2 separate regions of the Homo sapiens genome follow, and region 2 is linked to region 1. A link is a loop called in an ENCODE intact Hi-C map of the cell type or tissue named here. Cell type or tissue: endothelial cell of umbilical vein. All regions are shown on one strand. Each heading gives the region's core, and the rest is flanking DNA. Links, peaks and the distances in the headings are about the cores only. Region 1 has its middle 150 kb from the start of FAR2. Region 2 has its middle 18 kb from the start of CCDC91.

Region 1 (10,877 bases), core at 1,692-9,691:
TTTTAAGAAGACTGACCAAGTGTGTTAAACTTCCCGGAGGTATCAAATTTAATCTGAGTTGAATCTGTGGCTCACTCCATTTTTTTATTTAAAATTGTAATCAATATAATTTGTCAAAGCTTGTCATTTATACTTTCAAATACATTTTTGTTAAATTTGATATATGATCAGAGTGACTAGATTATAAATGAATTTATCAAGAAAAAAGCTGAATCTGCAAATATTAACAATTATATATACATTGGCCCTAGGCAAAAAATCACCACTAATGAACATCATGAAACAATTTATTATTACTCAAAAGACTTCTGTGAGGCAGATTAAAGCCTTGGCATCATAGAAGGTCAGAATCAAAAGAACCCCAAAGGGTATTGTGAAATCACATATCTGATCTTTGGATTCCTTGCACTGCATCTCTGACAAACTCAACTTGGGCTTTAATGTCTCAGTGACTTGCACCTCACTTCTTTTGAAGCAATTTATTCTGTCTTTAGCGAGTTTGAACTAACGTTGATCTTAAGTCGTTTCTCTGTATCTTTCATACATTGATCTCACTTTTCCAATGGAGCCATCAAAAACAAGTCTCATCCTGTTCCACATGAAAGTCCTTCTCACGTTTGGAGAAAGCGCTGTGCTCCCTGAGGACTCTTATTGCAGGAGAAAATATTCCCATTTCTTTCAATTGCTTCCACTTACCATGGTTTCCTTATCCTGGCTGTTCTCTTTTGAACTGGCAAAATTTGAAAAAAGAAATTTTTGTTTTAAAAAGTCTTACAAATAATTCTTCAAACATTCATTGAGTGAGTATTAGGTTGGTGCGAACTAATTGCGGGTTTTGCCATAATGGAGATTGATACAAAGATACTTTGGAAAGTATCTTTGTGTCAGTCTCCATTATCTTTGCCATAATGGCAAAAACGGCAGTTTTGTTAGCACCAACCTAATAAATGAATAAATAAAATTTATTGGTGAAGAAAGGTGAACTGCAAAAGAAGGCAAACAACTGGGTCTATATATTGAATATTAGTGCTAATTTTAGAAAAAAACAATTACTGTCTTTCAATTTTTTACTTGTTTTCTGGGCAGATTTAGGGGAAGTTATGAACAAATACTCATCTCATATATGTGAAATAAAATTATAATTTCTAAATGCCCTCCAAATTCAAAACTGGCCTATTGACTTAGCAGTTTATTTGGATATTCATTCACAAACCAAAAATTGATGAAAATTTTCAAAACAAATAAAAGATTACAGTCACACTTCAAACTTATCAACCCCTCTGCCAAAGTTAATATAAAATAAGGACTTTCTTGTGGCATTTACATGCCCCACCCTCCACAGCAAATAAATAGTGCATTGTAATTCAGGAATTATTAGATTCTTTCTATTTCAAACCATTCCCACACTCTGCCTCAAGATTGACCAAGGGAAATAGCTATATTTCTAGAGAAGTGCTGTCCAATAGAATTTTCTGTGGAGATGGAAATATTTGATACGTACCTTATCTAATATGGTAACCAATAGCTACCTGTGGCTATTCAGTACTTGAAGTGGGCTAGTGAAATGGAGAAACTAAATTTTTAATTTTATTTAATTTAAATTAATTTAAATAACCATATGTGGCTAGTAGCTACCAAATTGAACAGAATAGCTTCAGTTGGTGAATTTTCAGATAACTTTGCCTCTTAGGGTAGTGTTTTCCAAGACATATCAGCTGTATTTAGATTTTTTTCCTCCCCAGTTAAATGTATTTTCTTCCAAGTTACTGTCATTATATAAAAGAGCAGTTTCAGCTATAACACTGGCATTATAAGTCATGGTATCTAAACAATTTTTTTCATTAGTGATCTTCACTTATTTTTCATGCATTTTACAATGCTGTTTTGTAATGTTTCTTTTGATACTTTAAAATAAAATGCTTCCTTGATTATCCTGATCAAGTTATCAGCTGCTATCAGCTGAATCAAGTTACCACTATAAGCTGATAATTAGTAAAGTGGGAATTTTCAAGGGAGAGAAGGAAAAAGGAAAGAAAAGTAATTACTTTTCAAAGTTAAAATGCCACATACGCAACAGAGATTGCCTTGAATTTTAAAACCACTATCTTAAAAACCAAAACCAAAACAACAATTGGGACATCTCAGATATCAAGTCCTGGGATATAAATAATATTTGCCATTGATTCCAGTTTGATTTATGCTACATTGTAAATAAGCACTTAGCATATAAAATACCAAACATAAAATAGAAATGAGAATTTTTTAGCTTTTTTTTTGAGCGTTCTAAGGAGAGTTGCAAATACTTTTCAAAGAATTCATACTGCAGATCTTTTTTTAAAACCCTAGAAATCTCAGACTTGGAGATGTTGCAAGGGGAGCATCCCTTGGTAGTTGTGGGCATTTTCAAAGACTTGTTGCTCTTCCTTGTGGAATTGTTCAGCTGGTCTGCTGATGGTCAGCTTGACTTTAGATGATAGTAAGCAATGAATGACCAGAGAGGCTGATAATCAGTTGCCTAAAGACTTCACTGTCACAAACAAAACAAAACAAAACAAAACAAAAAAAAAAACAAAAAAAAACCACTTCCTAGTTCCATCTGTGTTTCTTTATGACACTTATTCTTCAAAACAAAATCCATCCTATTGTTCAAAGTCAAGCTCAAATGTCACCACCTAATCTGGAGCCTTCTCTAGTCATGTGAATTACAGCCCTCTTTTTCTCCTGACCCCTATACTACGATCCTCCTCACACACTGTCCTCACCCACAAGTGATCTTTGTAGTCCAGGAGGTCATTTAAGCAGGACTTACATATCAAAGCACCTTTGTATAAATCTCGAGAACTTAACACTATCCAAGCCCACTCTCATCTTTAAAATGGGAATGATAGCTCACCAGCTTCACATATTATAATGAATACTATTGCAGCATAACAAGTTTCCCAAAACTTAGCAGTTTAAAACAACCATTTTATTCTGCTCCTGATTTGTGGGCCAGGAATTTAGGCAGGATTTTTCTTTTTGTTGTTGTTGTTGTTTATAATTTTTTAATTTTATTTTAAATTCCAGGATACATGTGCAGCTTTGTTACATAGATATACATGTGCCATGGTGGCTTGCTGCACCTATCAACCTGTCATCTAAGTTTTAAGCCCCATATTCATTAGGTATTTGTCCTAATGCTCTCCCTCCTCTTGCCCTCCATCTCCTGGGTTGTTCCCCTCCCTGTGTCCTGGTGTGTGTTGTTTCCTTCCCTTTGTCTATGTGTTCTCATTGTTCAACTGAAAAGACTTGGAAGCAACCAAAATGCCCAACAATGATAGACTGGATAAAGAAAATGTGGCACATATACATCATGGAATACTATGCAGCCATAAAAAAGAATAAGATCATGTCCTTTGCAGGGACGTGGATAAAGCTGGAAGCCATCATTCTCAGCAAACTAACACAGGAACAGAAAACCAAACACCACATGCTCTGACTCATAAGCAGGCAGGGTTTTTCTAGGTAGTTCTCACTGAGGGTCACTCATGCGGATGTTGTCAGATGTTGGTTGGAGCTGCAATTATCTGAAAGCTCAATTGTCTTGTTGTCCAAAATGGGTCACTCACATGGCTGCAGTTCATCAGAGCACTGACAGGCAGCCTCTCCAGTATGGCAGTGTCAGGGTGATCAGATTTCCCACATGGAAGTTTAAGGGCTCCCAGTGCAAGAGTTCTAGCAAACAAGGTGGAAGCTGCATTCCCTTTTATGACCTGGCCTTGGATGTTCACCATGTCACTTTTAATGTACTGTATTACTAGAAGTGGTCATAAGCCCATCCAGATTCAATGGGAGGGGAATTTTTGACTCCACCTCTTTTTTTTTTTTTTTTTGAGACAGTCTCACTCTGTCACCAGGCTGGAGTGCAGTGGTGCGATCTCAGCTCACTGCAACATCCGCCTCCCGGGTTCAAGCGATTCTCCTGCCTCAGCCTCCTGAGTAGCTGGGACTATAGGCACGTGCCACCACACCCAGCTAGCTTTTTGTATTATTTTAGTAAAGACGGGGTTTCACCATGTTGGCCAAGATGGTCTCGATTTCCTGACCTCGTGATCTGCCCACCTCGGCCTCCCAAAGTGCTGGAATTACAGGCGTGAGCCCGGCTTTGACTCCACCTCTTATTGGGAGATGACAAGGTCATATTGTAGAAGATTAGTCGAGATGGGTGATAGTGCCATGACCATCGTTGGAAAATACAATCTGCCACTTTTCAATAATACATATGAAGACGTTCTGGACCCCATAGCATTCTAGCCACAATTGCTTGTATCTTTTCTTCTTTTTCATCCTACAGCCTCTGAACTTGGATCTGTTTCATGCTATGCCAGGCCTGATACTCACCCAATGAGTTCAACTCAAGGTCTCTAGCATCAAATGCTTAATATGCAGGGATTGGGCAGTAACCTTCAGAACTGCTTTGTGTTTTCCATCTTGCTACTTTATATCTTTCTTTCCTCTTCATATCTTTTCACTGCTTTTACCTATTCCGTTGACCTTTTATCAAGATAGTTGTGTGTGCCCTATTTCTACTCATTGGTATTCTCAGAGTGTCCTCATCTTATCTCACCACTGCTAGGAAACAATAGAAAAGACTTAAGAAATGGAAATATTTGAAACATAATTTTGAGCTTAAAAAACTCATAACAGCTCCTCATAGTATCTAGTGATAAATATGAAGCAAGGGAGTTTTCATGAGTAGAAACATTTCAGCATTCATAGCAGAAGGTTAATTTTAGTTCTTTAATGTCCACTGGTTCTTATAAAGAGTGTGGAATTATTATCTTAGGCCAGATCTCCCTAGGTGAGATAGGTAATGTTATTATTTTTATTTTTATTTTTGTTTATTTATTTATTTTTGTTAAATGGGGAGTTGAGTGGGGAGAGAAAGAGAGAGAAACTCTTAATCTTTTTGCTCAGGATGCAAGTGAATTCCAATCAAAGTATCTGAGAAACATTAGACCCTAAGGAAATACTTGTTTAAAAACTAGCTGAATATAATCAATATTTACCAGTGTTAACCATGTAAATAAGTAGACATCAGTTAGTGAATTCAAAGAAGTGCAAAACTCAGTCATGGAACAAACTGGAATACAACATTTAATTACAAAAGTAAACAACAACTCAATTCTGTTTTTTGTAAGGTCCAAAGCATGGTACAACTAAAAATTATGATCTTAGGAAAGGTGGATGGAACTAGCATTCTTAGGACACATTCTGTGTGTGAGTTGGCCAGCTCCCATATCTCATTACATCCTCATGACAGTGCTGCAGCAGAGGAACAGAGAAGGGAACTGAGAGGACAGAGTGGGCAGGAAGGGTCCAAGGTTTCGTACCTTGCCTTGCAAGTGTCAGAGCCAGAACCAACCCAGAAGTCCAACAGCAACACCAACTTTCTATCCTTGGTTGTGACTCAAAGTCTCAGGATAGAAAGATTCCCTTTCCCACTTTTCGGGATACTTTCCAGCTTAAGCTTAGATGCTATCTCATGATTGGGTATTATTAATAGGTAATTCTGTGATGTTGGTTGTACCTTTTCTAAGAGACTAACTGGTGCCCAAACTGATCAGAGTTCAATTTTTCCAGTTGCCACTGGAGGGCTCCCCACTGTAAGTTTTATTGACAATCACCAGGTATTACTTAAACACTTTCTTTTTTCGGTCTCTTTCTGAAGTTTGATTAACTCCAGGCCTTTGGGAGTTTGTGAGTAACTATGTCACTCCTACAAATGAAGGATGAATAACATTTGGTTGGAACAGATTGAGTCAACTTTGGGCAGGGGTCATATAAGGATCTTGCCACACAGTTCTTTATGTACCCCTGAGGCCAGGCCGCCCACACGTGGCTTCTCATGTCCTGAGCCCACACATAATTCAGTCAATCTACCTGCACTTCTGACCTAGAGCACTGCATTTGCATTATGCCCTGTTTGCTCACTGCCCTCTATCTTCGACTTTGATCTAGGAGCCGAGGCCTTAGCCAGAGCAAGGACCTGACTTGTTCACTGATGGAGCCTCGGGATATCCCTCAAAGTGGGTGTCTTGGCTTTTCACCCCAATGCAGAGGAAGGCCCACCAGGGTGATCAAGGAGGTTTCAGTTTGCTCTCAGCCAAAATGGGTTCTCAGCTTGCTACAACTTTTCCCTGCTGGATACTATGTTTCCCTGCCTGATACATTAACAGCTTAAAATACAGAGAGATGGGGAAATGTTGAATACAGTGGAATAAACTGTGAAGGGCAGAATTTCCTATCTCAGCAAGATGAGATTTTTTGGATGAAGTCTGAGCCTTCCAAAATGTACCAAAAAGCATGACAGAATGTGGTGTTAGATTGGTCATAAGTACTTGAGCTTTAGAATAATGAATTCAGAAGGTTTATCTTGCTAGAAAGTTGTTTGGAAACTAAAGTGGAGCTTTAAACAGGGTCTCCTCAATGAAAAATCCTGCTAAAGTTTAAACAAGAATTATTTCATTAAAAAGTAAGTCACTCCAACTCTGGAATGATCTTCAACAGGATACTTATCTTCATCAGAAGAAATCAAGAGAGGGTAATGTCCTTCAGGACAAAATCAGGTAAACGCAAGAACTAGTCACCTGCTTCCCTGTTGTGTACAATCAGGAACAAAGGAAAAAAATTGACAATAATGGGATGCTGAATATCAGGTTCAGTACTATGCTTTTAAGACCAGAGCGCTAACGGAAAGCACATCGTCAAGGTGACCAATCAAATTCAGTCTTTTCACTTGGAGGTTCTTGGTCTGCTTAACCATTTGGCACTCCTTTGAGTAGAAATCATTGTTTTCAATGTAGAGACTGAAGTACAACAGCATAGAGTAGGCAAGCAATGGACTCAGGTTTGCCAAGTGAGTGGTTGATGGTAATGCAAATAGATCCATTCACATTTTTTCCTTATGTGTACTTATCATTAAGTAACTAGGTCCCACCGATATTGTAATTTTTATTTTCACTCACTCCAGCATTGGCTTTAGATGCTTGAGGTCTTTTGGCAGGAAATCTGTATGGGTCTTGCTAGATTAGCTGGTAGGCTTTTCAAGGAATCATGTCCCCCCAGCCCCAAGTGGTTTAATGTTATGAATTTCAAAAGTCAGGAACAAGACCACAAGCCAAATCCTGGGAGTAGAGCAGACACTCCTACTGGCTCAGGTTTGACTAGTTCAGTCAGAAGTCAATTAAATACCCACCAACCTATAGGCCTGACAGCAATTTTCCACCCCAGTGGGAGAGAAGTAGGCAGCAATGTCTGTCTCTGTGGTTTGGTTCTAATGACATTAAATTGCCAACACCAGTCTCTGCTGCTTTTATCTCAGAAAACCCCACCCTCGGAAGTTCATGTTCTGGAGTTCCACCCATGGCCTGGATTCTGGGACTCTGCTTGGGTGGTATGTAGAGTAAGTCTTTTTGGCTAGATTTCAACTACTGCATGAGCCATCATCATGGCTAAATAACTGTAGGTGGGAAGGCCTTTAAGACGTGGGCTACTAAGAGTCGAGGCAACCGCGTCTGCACCACTCTATTAATTATTTAATTGACTAACCAAGGAAATGGATATGTAATACTCGGAGAGCTTAGCCTTATCCTCTGTTCAATTTAAGCTAATTGTCAGTATTTCTGGAAAATGCCTATGTGGGTTTTTCTCAGTAAGTGCAGTCAGCAAGTCTGAACCGAACCCTCCTATGTCGTCTGACACAACTAGGTTTGGACTCATGCTTTGTGACATTGCATCACCAGGAGGACTTCGGTGGTGCTCTGGGCCAAGTGAAATCGGCTAAATGGCAAACACATGCCTTTATGAAATGAAATAGAAACTTCTCAGATGAAAATGAGCCTGAAAGAATTGGGTACTCTATCTTGAAATTTGAAATAGATTAAGCACAGAAAACTTAAACTTCTCAATCATCAGAGGCACAGAATAAGGAAAATTGTTTAAATGGAGATATAAGTGACAGTGACAAGAGGAACTATCTCTATGCATGGCTTATACACATTTAGACAAGCCAGAGAACAATTTCTGTTCATTCTTGGCACTGCTTTATCATAACATGGTTAGATAGTTTTCTGGATATGGAAGCTTGAATAGCATAGAACACCAGAATAACCTTGAAGAGTCTCTGGGCACACAGCTTATAACATCCAGGACCTGAGCTAGAAAAGCAATAATCATTTAAAGAGTTCACCCTTTTAGAATCATACAGAAAATAACTGTTAACTCTGAGCTCAAGATCTAAAATTTGGAACAGAGATATTGCCAATTAGATTGAAATAAGGGACCAGGTAGAATAAAGAAGTTTGTAAATTATAAAGTATCCTTTGTATTTCCATTAAAGAGCATTCTTGCTTCACAAATTTCTGGATTTTCTTGTCATCAGAGAGCCTTTTCTTCCGAGGCAGGTCTGCATGATAGGTGGTCTAAACTAGCCGACTCTATGCCAAGCAAGGTAAGAGAAGTTGAGAGGAAACAATATGGCATTTCTTTTTTCCGACTTTCAAATCAGAAGAGCATACCCAAGGTTAACAGAAAGCAGCTTGGGCCAAAGCTGTTTTCTTGTGAATTTTTTCATTTCACAGACCTTGTACACAGTACTCCCATGGACTGCTGGAGCCTTCCCCCAGGGAGGCTGAAAGGGAGACCGTTGATTTTTCAGAAAGATTGTGAAAATGCAGCCAAGCAAACAGGAAGGTGCCTCGAGTCTTAGAAGGGGGCCTTTCCTCTCCATCTGCAGTCACTGGGGCCCTGTGTGTGGGGAGTGAAGCCAAGAGAGAAAACTGAGCACCGTCTTTAGCATTCCCCATTACTAGTGCTGCCTCCCCAGCCAGTGGCTTCCGCAATGTGGATGTGGTGATATAAGATATATGTTTATGTATATATATGTGTGGCATGTGTGTCAAGTTATATACATATGCACATCCCTAAATAAGTACTCAGAGCATGCATGTAGTCCTGGGGTTGTTTTAGAGCATTCAAGTTTTGGAGGACATGAGGAATGATGTTGACAAAGAGGTTGATGCTGTCCCTGGCCACGAAGGAAGGCGCCCATCACTCATGCTCTGAATAGGAGGATGCACATGGAAATTTATGGTTTCTGATGGATGGAGAAGCACCCTGTGGACAATACATATATTTCTGAGCACCCACGTGAGGATGAGACACAGCAAAGGGGAAGTTGCTTCCTGTCATAGGAGGTACCGGTAGCACTGTATCCTAAAAATAAAGGATAGTTCCTTGCTGCCTGGGGAAGAGCTACCTCTAAAGCTGCAGGAGTAATCAGTGGAGTGAGCTCTAAGAAACTTCAGAGCCCTCACTGGTCACCTTAGGTAGCTCATTCCAGGTCTCTGTCCACCTTTCATGGGTTCATCATAGACATGAAGATGAAGTTGGAGTGAGGATTTCTGCTCAAGTCATTGGGTTGAGAAGCCAGGGCACATGAGATATAGATTCTCCTTCATTTTGGGCCTAAGAGGAGAGTAGATTTCCCAAGGCTTGAAAATAAAAACATGGTTGTGTTGTATCATTATGAAAAATGTTTAATTTTGAGTGACTGTAGAAGTCATATTTATACAGTAAAAGGAAGGTAGCTTTTATGAGATTCTTAAAGTACAATGCTGGCAGAGGACTGATGAATCTTGGGAGAAATCAGATGACTAAACTTGGCTGTAATGCACTTAAGTTAGAGACCCTGGGCAGAAAAATAAAGCATTCAGTAAGAGGGCAAGAAGGCCGGGCCTGGGAGCAGTACCGTTGGCAAGACCCTAATGTAAAGTAATAGTAATTATAGTCCTGGGAGGAAAAAGCCTGTTCTTCCCCCTTGCAGCCATAAACCCCAGGTTTTGCAACTGAAGCTCCTGGCCTTGGTTTTCATTTTGAGCTCTGCAGCAACAAAACACCTTTGGCCCAAATCTCTCACATTCTATTTTCAAAAAGTCAGGACTTAGAGTACTGGGGAGCCTATAATTTACTTAGTACCTGAAACAGTCAAATCTACCCCAAGGCATGGATGAAACTCAGATCTTCCTGCACAGGTTTTGATGGTCCCACCAAAGCACTTAAGGTTTTCTTTTATGTGCAGCATAATCATTATAATTCCCTCACTGAGTGCATTTTATATCTCTCGTAATGTAAGATAGAAGAGGGTGTGCTCACAGCTTGAATGTGGAGCCTAACGCTTGATTCTGTTTATAGGCCTTCTGCTTGCAAAACATGAAATGGTTTGCCAAGTTTAGAACCCCCTGGAAATCTCTGGATTTGGAACTCCTGATAGAATTCCAAATTTTTTTTTAAGGTTTGGGTTCTTTTAACTTTCGGCACAAATGTGACTTCCTGTTTCTAAGAAAAAAAAAAAAAAAAAAGCTTGAAAAAGTTCCATGAAAAGAACTCTTAAAGAGCCCTGGACATCCAGTGGTTTCATAAAACAATGTTTTGGTGAATTAAGTGTAAATGTGTCAGAAACATATGGGTTAAATTTCCCTTGAAAAAGGAGACAGAAAAGCAGACCAAACATACTTTAGGGTTTTGCCGAACCCAGCGCCATTTGAAACATACTTTGAGGTGTTTGGGTAAGTCCAAACTGACAGTGCTGCCTCCCTCCCCACACTGTGAATTTGCCATCCACAAATTCACAAGTAGGCAGATACCCATTTTTCAAACGGTTGTGGTGTTTGTACAGACAAGGAAGCACAAAGATCAGGGTGCAGCGCCACAGCCTGGAAACAAAGCAGGAGTCATCCAGACCCTGGACAGAGCACAGGCCTCACCTCCCTGCTCAAGTATTTCAGCTCTGAGCAGTGCACCAGGGAATAGCTGGCTGTACTTTTCAGGGCCCGATT
Region 2 (10,877 bases), core at 979-8,978, 830 kb after region 1:
TCTGACCTTGTTGATGCTTACAATTATTTAAAATCCCTGGCTTCTGGCAGTTAAATGCCACAACTGGCCTCTGTTTTTCCAGGGTTCTATCAACTTCTTTGTTACCAATGAGTCAGGTTCTGTAATGGCCTCTCCTACAGTGACCTCTGGCCTAAAGAGGAGCATCACTACTCTGCTTGTTAGTGTTGCTAGTGCTTCTTTCACCAGCTCATTCATTACAGCCTTGGTAAACTGTGTATCCTTTGGGCCTTCCCATGGAACATATTCCTCTCAGTCTTCCAGCCTTATTTGTATTTTCATTCCAGCATGCTTATTTTCCTCAGCCTTTCCCTTCCTCAACCTTCTTCCATGGCAATCCCAGCATTTCAACTTTGCTTATTATTAACCATCTATCTTAGTGGGCATATAACCATCTTTGAAGTTCAGCTACTCTGACTATAAAGTCTAGTCTTGGTCTTCACCTTTCTCCAGCCTCCTCCTGCAGGAAATGAGAGCTTCTTTTTTATGCAGCCAAAGAGGCCCTCTGACAATCTCACTTGGTTTTTAATTGCTTGTTATTCGCTCTGATTTTTTCATTATCTTTGTGTAGAGCATCAATACCGCTTAGCAATAGCCATCCAATTCCTTTATCTTTATCGCTACTTTATTCCCCATACATCTCAAATATATCTGATTCATCTGGCCAGTTCACAAACAGTGAAAATGTTAATAATTTGATTACTACCTTGTGATAATAGCTGTTTGTGCTCCATTTACCACAAGTAATGCCAGGAGGCAATGAATGACTCAGGCAAAAAGCCCATCACCTACTCTCTTGGACCAGTCCTGGTACCAAATTCATGGATTGCATTCTCAGGAAGCAGACGCCAAAACAAGAATTTCAGCATGCCAGCATGCAGGGTGCTTATTAGGGATCAAACCTTTGATAGGAAGTGAAGTGAAACAGCATTGGTCAGAGAGAGAAGTTGAACTGCGATACAGACGCAACAGAACTTCAGCCAACTCAGCAGAAAGCTCTGGAACAAATATGTCTATCAGAGTTGTCCTGCATTTGTATTCAGACTTCTCTCCTCTACCAGATGCAGATTGCCCTGGTTAAGGGTAGGACCTTGGAAAAGACTGCTCTCTGAACCTGAACAGACAGCTATAAATTACTGGCCATATTTCCTGCAGCTGCATAGGAAATCCTCTTTGAAGAGGAATCTGGGGGTGCATCTCGGTGTCTATCACATTAAACCACTAGGAAGTTTCTCTGTGGATGAAGCATTCTCATCTTTGTTTTTGAACATGCTGTTTCCTCTTCCAGGCATAATCTTCCTTCTGTCGGTCTCCTGGATAGCATCTGTCCATCCCTGGAGATTCAACTCAGACTCAACCTCCTCTGGAAAGTCTTCTCTGAAATTTCCAGATTATATTAGCTGCCTATTCTCTGAGGCCTCATCACACTTCATTTATACTAATATTATAGCCATTCACAAGCCACATTGTAATAATTTGCTTACACCTTTTGCCCTATATATTATGAAATCCTTGAAGACATGGATTATGTGTTTATTTTTGTATCCACAACATCTAAAATAATGTCTTTCACATAAGAAACACTATGTAGAAAATCTGAAACAATTAACCAAAAAAACCCCTCCTGGAACTAATAAGCAATTATAACAAAGTTTCAGGATGCAAGTTTAATAAACAAAAGCTAAATAAACTCTTACCATATGATCCAGCAATCATGCTCCTTGGTAATTAACCAATGAATTGAAAACTTAGGTCCACACAAAAATCTGCACATGGATATTTGCAGCAGCTTTACTCATAATTGCCAACACTTGAAAAGAACCAAGAGATCCTCAGAAGGTGAGTGGATAAATGAACTATGGTATATCAGACAATGGAATATTATTCAACATGAAAAGATAATGAGCTATCAAGCCTTGAAAAGACAAGGAAGAAACTTAAATGCATATTACTAAGTGAAAGGAGCCAATCTGTGAAAAGCTACATACTGTGCTTCTAACTATATGACATTCTGGGAAAGGTAAGACCATAAAGACAGTTAAAAGATCAGTGGTTGACAGGGATTGGCAGGAGAAAAGGGTGAATAGGCAGAGCACAGAGAATTTCTCAGACAGTAAAACTATTCTGTAGGTACTACAGTGATGGATATGTCATTATACATTTGTCAAAACCTATTGAATATACAACATCAAGAGTGAACCCTCATGTAAACCATGAGCTTTGTGTGTAATGATGTGTCAATGTAGGTTTATCAACTGTAACACGTGTACTCTGGTAGTAGGGGTGTAAGGCATGTGTGGGGACAGGGAATATATGGGAACTCTGTACTTTCTGCTGTTTGTGAAACTAAAACTGCTCTAAGAAATAAAGTTTATTAATTAAAAAACTGTAAAGCCTTATATGAAGATAAGATGTCAGTCAACATTATATACAAATTGTCAAAGTCATTTAAAATATGCCATTTAAATTCTATGACTTAGTGGTTGCCTTTTATTTTTTGCATGGTACCAACCAAAACAAATTAGATATAAGAAAAAGCAAACTAAGGACTTCATATAATGCATTATAATATTGTGTTGTATCACATACAATGCTGTCAATTTCCCTATTTGATATATAAATATTTGCTTTATTTTAGACGGTTTCAGTACAATACAAAATACAGATATATTCTATTTGATTAAATTGTGATGGCATATATTGGTAGATATTCATTCAAAGGCTGAACATTTAATAATGAAAAAAACTACTGGAAAGTAATTAAGGAAGTTGCTAATCAGTTCATTAATTAAGTATATCTGCTGCACATTATACAGAAACAAATTAAAAAGGATTCTGTGCTAGCCAGAAATTCCCTCTCAAATGTAGTCAAAAGAGAAGATTAAAAACAAACAAAATGAAAACAAAACTGAGTGAATTATTTCTATGGGAAATTGCAATTTGATATATACCATTTATCCTTATGGTACCTTTTAAGCTACATAATATACAATACAAAAATTGAGTTTAAATATATAGTACACATACAGTTAATATCTGTTGGTTTAAAATCATTATTCATTAATGTCTGATATCATTAGAAACAGAGTTTTACAGTTAAATGAACTTAGATGCAATTTTATTTGAACTCCTCTCTGAATTCAGGAAACTAGTACCCACAGTTAAGCAACAAATCAGCAGAAACCAGCAGGAAAGTGTCTCACAGAAGGCTTTCTTATTTGAAAGCAAAATAAATTAACAATAAGTAAAAACCAGTTTACTGAGTTTGCGCATAAATGGCCTCAGACAATTAAAAGATTGAGATTCAAGAAAGGATGTGGTTCTTATATTTTTTTTTTCTTTTTTTGAAAAATTCCACCCTCACTTTGGCCCTCCAGCTTCCTCCTTACCCCCTTTTTTGTTCTTATATAATTTAAACTTTCAACTGCATGATAAAGAACGTAAGGAAAAATTACATTTCTATTTTAGTAGGTTCTAGATGATCAATCAGTTGCTTGGATTTTGAAGAGTCAAAATTTTGATAAATGGGGACATATTTTTATCAAGTTTAGCACTCCGTTAAACAAGAAAGCATTTATTCTATGTTTTTACAAGTGTTTTTTTTTTCAGTAAGGATATTTACACTTATTTGAAGATCATCCATTATTTGTATAACTTTTACAAAATGCAGATTCCTGAAGTTAGGAATAGAATTAAAAATGGACAAATATACTTGTGTACAAACAGCAAATAGAGTTGATTTCAGAAGCTAATGAACGTTAGACACTGGGTTATTTGTGTACCTCCTAGAATGTGAGGTTTGAGTGGTTTCATACCTGTTCTGAAGCTTTCATTATTGATTTAGCTGTGAATGGTATTCAGTCAGCTGGTAATAAATGAGTAATATCACCCAGCAATATGGCAGTTTTGATATGGTCAAAAGCTAGACATACCTGTGGTCCTTCCAAATCAAAGAGTACTTCTAATGTTATAAGATTGATTATTTGATTTTTGGACTTCTCCTCAAGAATGAGAAAGCTCCATGTTTTTATATATGAAATAAGACTCGTTTATGTGAATGTAGAGAATTTAGCATGTCAATTACAAAGAATCTGACTTCTCTGCAAGCTGAGAACAATATGTGATATGGTTTGGCTCTGTGTCCCCACCCAAATCTCATGTCAAATTGTAATACTCAGTGTTGGAGGAGGGGCCTGGTGGGATGTGATTGGATCTTGGGGGCAGATTCCCCCTTGCTGTTCTCGTGATAGTGAGTTCTCATGAGATCTGGTTGTTTAAAAGTGTGTAGCACTTCCCTCTTTGCTCTCTCTCTCCTGCTGCACCATGTGAAGATGTGCCTGCTTCCCCTTCACCTTCCACCATGATTGTAAGTTTCCTGAGGCCTCCCTAGCCATGCTTCCTGTATAGCCTGTGGAACCATGAGTCAACTAAACCTCTTTTCTTCATAAATTACCGAGTTGCATGTAGTTCCTTATAGCAATGCTAGAACGGACTAATACAACATGTTTTACCATTGTTTTCATACAATGCTTTGGGGATATATGAAGATGCAGGGAAATGTCATGGTAGAAGTAATAGCACAATTTTTTGAAAAGCTTGGGTTAGTAAGACTCATTACAAATATTCTGGATCCATTTTTGGCTAAATGAAGAGGAAAATTTTACCAACTGATGGCCATTTGATGACCTGCATGGAAAGAATTAGTAGGCTCAGGAGAGTATACAGTTGAGAGAAGTGATCACATCACAAAATGTGACATAATTCTTTGGCACTAACTGGCATCCTAGGCATGGAGAGTGAATTACATTCTCAACTCTGAATTTCCCCCTCTAGATTACCCATGTGGCTCACCAGAGGGCAGTGTGCAGTAATCAACTCTTTTGCTTCCTGCATTGGATGTCTCCTATGGAAAAACCAATGTCAAATAATCAGAACCAGACAACAGGCAAGACAATAGGTTATGAAAGTTGTTTATTAGATTTGTTGTACTGTGCCCTGTACATGGAATTCTTAACATTGAAAAATTAACCAATTACCGCATGAGAGATCATGTAATAAGGTTTTAGTGAATTCTGTATAATAGTTTCAATTTTATGACAATGATTTTGGCATTGCTGAGGTCAAGTGTCTCTTTTAGACTTAAAAATGTATAATATCCACTGGTCGATAAATTGCCTTGCTTCACATATCTCACACCTGAATTCTCAAGAGTTTCCAGTATTGCATACAGATTTATTCAGTGAATATTAATCGAACAATTAGAATGTGGGATATAACAAGATAAAGTACCTATAAATCCTGCTTACAAGAAACTTGAAATCTATCAAGGGATTAAAGTGTAAATGAAAATTAATACACTATCAAAATTACATAAAGTGGGAGTTACATATAAAATACTAAGAGAATTCAGTGAAGGAAAAGATAAAGGCATTTGGAAAGGGTTCAAAATTTGAGCTGAGTCTCACAGGTGAGGCAGAAAGCATTTGGACATATTGAGAGTAATGAAAGCACATGCCAAATAAAGAAAACATCATGGATGCACAAAATTAAAGGACCTAGACGGTTAGGGTATATGAAAGGTAGTAGTGGGAAATAATGCTAAAGAGTCATAGAGTGAATATGTCTTTGAGTGTACTGAATACCAGCCATACTCCAAAAACTGAACTGACAACAGGAAGTTGTTATAGGAGTAAAAGATCAGCTTCAGCATTTTGTACTAAAAAAATTGATATAGCAGTTTTTTTGTGGGATGGACTGATAAATAAGCTCCCAAAGGTAGGGAGATCTGTTAAAAAGGTATCTCATTAATCCTGTAGGCTTTGAGATTGAATAAAGAAGGCAAGCAAGGGATTCTGTAAAAGTAGAATTGGTATGAGTAAAAACTAAGTAGATGTGGGTGGGGTAAAGAGAGAAAGAAGTCAAAACATAGTCTGAGGTTTTGAGCTGATGTAGGAGGACGATGACTTCATTCATTGAAATACAGGACCCAGGCGAAGGAGATTTGGGAAAGAAATTGGTGTGTTTACCAAAAATCTTAAATAAAAAAATCCTAGTCAAAATCTTTATGAAGCTAAATAGTTTCTTATCTTTTCATCTTTTATAAATTAATTCAGATGTATTTGGAGGGCTCATTATTCTTGATACCTTCAAAAGTCTACAGAAGCAACATTTTGTTTACTAAAATGTTTTGCAATTGTTAAAAGTGAAAATCAGAGGGCTATATTGTTCACTTAAGCTTAACAGAGTTGAATTACATTGTCACAATAAATGGGAGGAGCTGCAAGGTGTCCTCCCACCACTGAGGAAAATAAGGCTTGTTAAACTTAGCTGTTATTAAAAATGTAAATGTACCCTAATTTTAGCAAATGGAAAGTTTCTGCTTAACACAGAGACAATTGCAACCTTTCTCTTATGTAATCATGTTCTATATGTTTTTCTTTCTAATAAAAAAAGAACATTTGAAGGAATCAGTAATAATCCTATTGAAGAAAGAAAGAATAAAATGTAACTCCCTGATAAAAACATCTTTTATGTACTAACTGAAAATGGCTGTGATGGAGCCCCGTTAGGCTCAAATATATTGTAATATTTTTCCCTAACTTGGTTAACAATTACAAAACCCAGAGACCAATCTGTCAAAGAAACTTTTCCAAGCTGAAGCATCTGCTTTTGTGGCAATTTTTTCAATCAATTGTATAGAAAGTTTTGGAGTTGTCTTGAGTTCATCTGTTAATTTGTCTACTCAAATTAAGTATATGACATTATAAGTAGCATAGACTTATTTCTTGGTCACCAAAAAACAAAATCTAGTAGCATATTTTTGCCACATGAGTTTTATAATCATATCTTTCTTGGCCCCTGAAACACCTACTAAACAGATATCTCTTGTCCACAGTTATAGACCCTATAGCTTGAATTTTTTTTCTGTGTAAACGACAGAGGAGTCCTCTACATATTAATCCTGTTCTCTCCACCCTGCCCTCATACCTATATAATTATTTAGAACAAAAATAGCCTCTAGTATTGATGCGCTATTGTGCTTTATATTTTAATGTGTGTCTGGACAAATTCTAATTGAAAGGCTTTATGCAATTTATCAGAGTCACTTTGCTTGGTCACCTACTTGTGCTAACGCATTCATGATTTCAGCACCCTCAGGACATCAGGTGAACTTTTAGAAGATGAGACCACCACATTGTACTGTGATTGCCTCCTCTCTTGTTAATATACCCCTACAGAATTTAAGCCATCTGAGGCGAAGGACAGTGTCTACTTTAGGAGTTTGTCTGAATGCCTGAACCCTTTAGAAAACAAGGAGGGAGTGAAAAGTTTATCTTGGGCCAAGACTTCTGACAGTAGGAAAATTCAAAACATTGGCTGGTATCCTAAAGGGAAGTCAAGGGAGTACTAGGGAAATTAGATTATAATTATTATCTGAAAATTGAAAAGCATAAGAGAATTAAAAATCTCTAGTTTTTATTTCCTTAAATATCTATCTAATATATCTGCATGTATTTTTGTATGAAAGCATGTGTTTATTTTTTCATTTAATTGTGATAAAGTATATCTAACAAAATTTATTTTCTTAACCATTTTTAAGTGTACACTTCAGTGGCATTATGTACATTCACATTGTTGTGCAACCATCACCACCATGTCTCCAGAACTCCCTTTACCTTGCAAAACTGAAACTCGTACCCATTCAATAACTCTCCTTTCCCCCCATCCCACCAGCCCCTAGCAGCCATCATTCCACTGTCTGTCTTTATCAATATGACTACTCTACATTCTTCATGTAAGTGAAATTATATAGTATTTGTCTCTTTCTGACTGGCTTATTTCACCTAGCAGAATGTCCTCAAGGTTCATCCACATTTTAGTAAGTGTCAGATTTTCTTCCTTTTTTAAGGCTGAATAACATTCTGTTGTATGCATACACCACATTTTGTTTATCCATTCCTCCATCCATCAGTGACACTTGGGTTGTTTCCACCTTTTGGCTCTTGTGGATAATGCTGCTATGTACATGGGTGTGCAAGGATCTCTTCAAGACCGTGCTTTTAATTCTTTGGCGTATATACCCAGAAGTAGAATTGTTAGATCATGTGGTTATTCTTTTTTTTTTTTTTTGAGTCGGAGTCTTGCTCTGTCGCCCAGGCTGGAGTGCAGTGGTGCGTTCTCGGCTCACTGCAAGCTCCACCTCCCAGATTCACGCCATTCTCCTGCCTCAGCTTCCCAAGTAGCTGGGACTACAGGCGCCCGCCACCACGCCCGGCTAATTTTTTGTATTTTTTAGTGGAGACGGGGTTTCACCGTGTTAGCCAGGATGGTCTCGATCTCCTGACCTCGTGATCTGCCCACCTCGGCCTCCCAAAGTGCTGGGATTACAGGCGTGAGCCACTGCGCCTGGCCAGTTATTGTTTTTTAATTTTTTTGATGAATCACTATACTATTTTCCATAGTGACTGCACCATTTTATCTTTCCACCAACAGTGCTCATTTTATCGGCATCCTCACCAACACTTACTCTGTTTTTTTGATAGTAGCCATCCTAATGAGTGTGAAGTGGTATCTCCATGTAGTTTTGATTTGCATTAACCTAATGATTAGTGACATTGAACATCTTTTTATGGTCTTATTGGTCATTTGTATATCTTCTTTGGAGAAATATCTATCTATTCAGGACCCTGGCTCATTTTTAAATTGAGTTGGTTTTTTTTGTTGTTAAGTTGTAGTTCTTTACATATACTAGATACTAACCCCTTATCAGATATATGATTCACAAATATTTTTCTCCCATTCCATGGGTTGTCTTTTCACTCTGTTGAATGTGTCCTTTGATACACAAAGTTTTAAACTTTGATGTAGTCCAAATTTATCGTTTTTTTCTTTTTTTGCATGTGTTTTGGTATCATATCCAAGAAAGCATTGCCACCTCCAATATCATGAAGCGTCTCTGTTTCTGCTAAGAGTTTTATAGGTTTAGCTTTTACATTAGGTCTTTGACCCATTTTGAGTTAATTTTATATAAGATATAAGGTGTCTTAGTCCACTTAGTGTTGCTATAACAGAATACCTTACAATGTAAGGCAACGTAATTTACACAGAAAAGAGGATTATTTAACTCATAATTCTGGTATGCTAGCAAGTTCAAGATTGGGCAGCTGCATCTGGTGAGGGCCTCAGGCTGAAGAGAAGTGGGGCAAAGATATCACATAGCAAGAGAGTTAGCAAGAGAGAGAAACCAAGGAAGCCAGACCGTGTTTAACAACCTGCTCTCTCAGGAACCAATTCATTCCCATGAGCAGGAGGACTCACTCACTCCCTCAGGAAGGCATTAATCCATTCATGAGGGATTAGTCCCCATGACCCAAACATCTCCCACTAGGCCTCACTTCCCACCACTGCTATGTTGGGGATTAAATTTCAAAATGAGTTCTGGTGGGGACAAATCACATCCAAACCATAACATAGGGTAAGTTTCCAACTTCATTCTTTTGCATGTGGATATCCAGTTTTTGCAACATCTTTTGTTGAAAGGACTGTTCTTTCCCATTTAATGGTTTTGACACCCTTGTTGAAAATCATTTGACCATATATCCAAGAGTTTATTTCTGGGCTCTCTATTCTGTTCCATTGGTCTATTTATCTGTCTTTATGCCAATACCACAGTTTTAATTCATTTAGCTTTGTAACAAGTTTTGAAATCAGGAAGTGTGAGAGGTTCAACTTGCTTCGTTTTTCAAGATTTTTTTGGCTATTTGTGTTCCCTTAAGAGTCTATATAAATTTTTTCTTTTTATTTATTTATTTATTTATTTATTTATTTATGTTTTTGAGACAGGGTCTCGCTCTGTCACCCAGGCTGGAGTGCGCTGGCATAATCATGGTTCACTGCAACCTTGAACTCCTGGGCTTGAGAGATCTATATGAATTTTAAGGTGAATTTTTCTTACTCAGCATAAGACAAGAAATTGTTGGGATTTTGATAAAGACTATGTTAGACCTGTAGATGGTTTTGGATAGTATTGGCATTTTAGCACGATTAAGTCTTTCAATCACCAATATATCTTTAAGGCTAAGAACAATGGCCATTTTTTTTCTAATTTAAAACACTAGAAAGACACCATAAACATTTTATGCTATTGTTGAGGGAGTGAAAATTTGAATGGTGCTGTTTATTAAAAAATTGAAACAACCAGTGTAATTGACTAGTTTGGTGAAAATTAATCTGAAGGCCCTTGATACCTTCATAATACCTAATCTTCAACATCCAAGAATGTAATGTGTCTTTCCATTTATTCAAAACTTGTCTCTCTAAGAAAAGTTTTATTGATTACTTCATGCACTTTCTATGGATTTGTTAAGTTTGATCATGATATAAATAGGTATGCACACACATATGTATGTGCATATATATTACTATTGTAAATTTTCCCCGCCACATTTCATAACTGGACTTTGTTTTTGTTGGCATGAAGAAAAATTCATAAGTTTCTACTGATTTTAATTCATTTGGGTTTTATAGAGTAAAAGAAAATCACATCTGACAATAATGAATATTTTGTTCTCCTATCCTGTAATTACACCCTGATGTTCGTGGACTAAAGTTTACAGAAATACGTCAGCAAATAATAATGGTATTAGCATGCATCATGTACTATTTCTGACTTTTGCTGGAATGCCTGTAATGTTTTATCATTAAACATGATAGAACCTAATGATATATTATCATATTTTTAAATATCTATTTTTAGTTTATTATGGGTTTTATTTTTTGATTAAGGATCGGATATTGAATTTTATCAAATACATTTTCTATATTATATCAATCAGTAATCATCCAGGAAAACAGAAGTT

The links. A loop is a pair of places that touch in the nucleus more often than their neighbours do. Peaks named below come from ENCODE experiments on the same cell type or tissue, not always from the same donor. Only the 100,000 strongest peaks of a DNase experiment are listed, where the experiment ranks them.
Region 2: a loop joins it to region 1, with 16 times the contacts of the local background. A loop is called at or near these places in 2 of 110 quality-filtered maps.

What each region holds. Positions count from the first base shown.
Region 1 is chr12:28,993,782-29,004,658 of GRCh38, reverse strand. No RefSeq gene overlaps it. Among named protein-coding and RNA genes, the nearest start is that of FAR2, 150 kb to the left of the region's middle. In endothelial cell of umbilical vein, for the core only: a CTCF peak has its summit at 5,631 (motif pointing right); a DNase peak (open chromatin) is centred at 5,648.
Region 2 is chr12:28,166,624-28,177,500 of GRCh38, reverse strand. No RefSeq gene overlaps it. Among named protein-coding and RNA genes, the nearest start is that of CCDC91, 18 kb to the left of the region's middle. In endothelial cell of umbilical vein, for the core only: a CTCF peak has its summit at 4,872 (motif pointing right); a DNase peak (open chromatin) is centred at 4,890.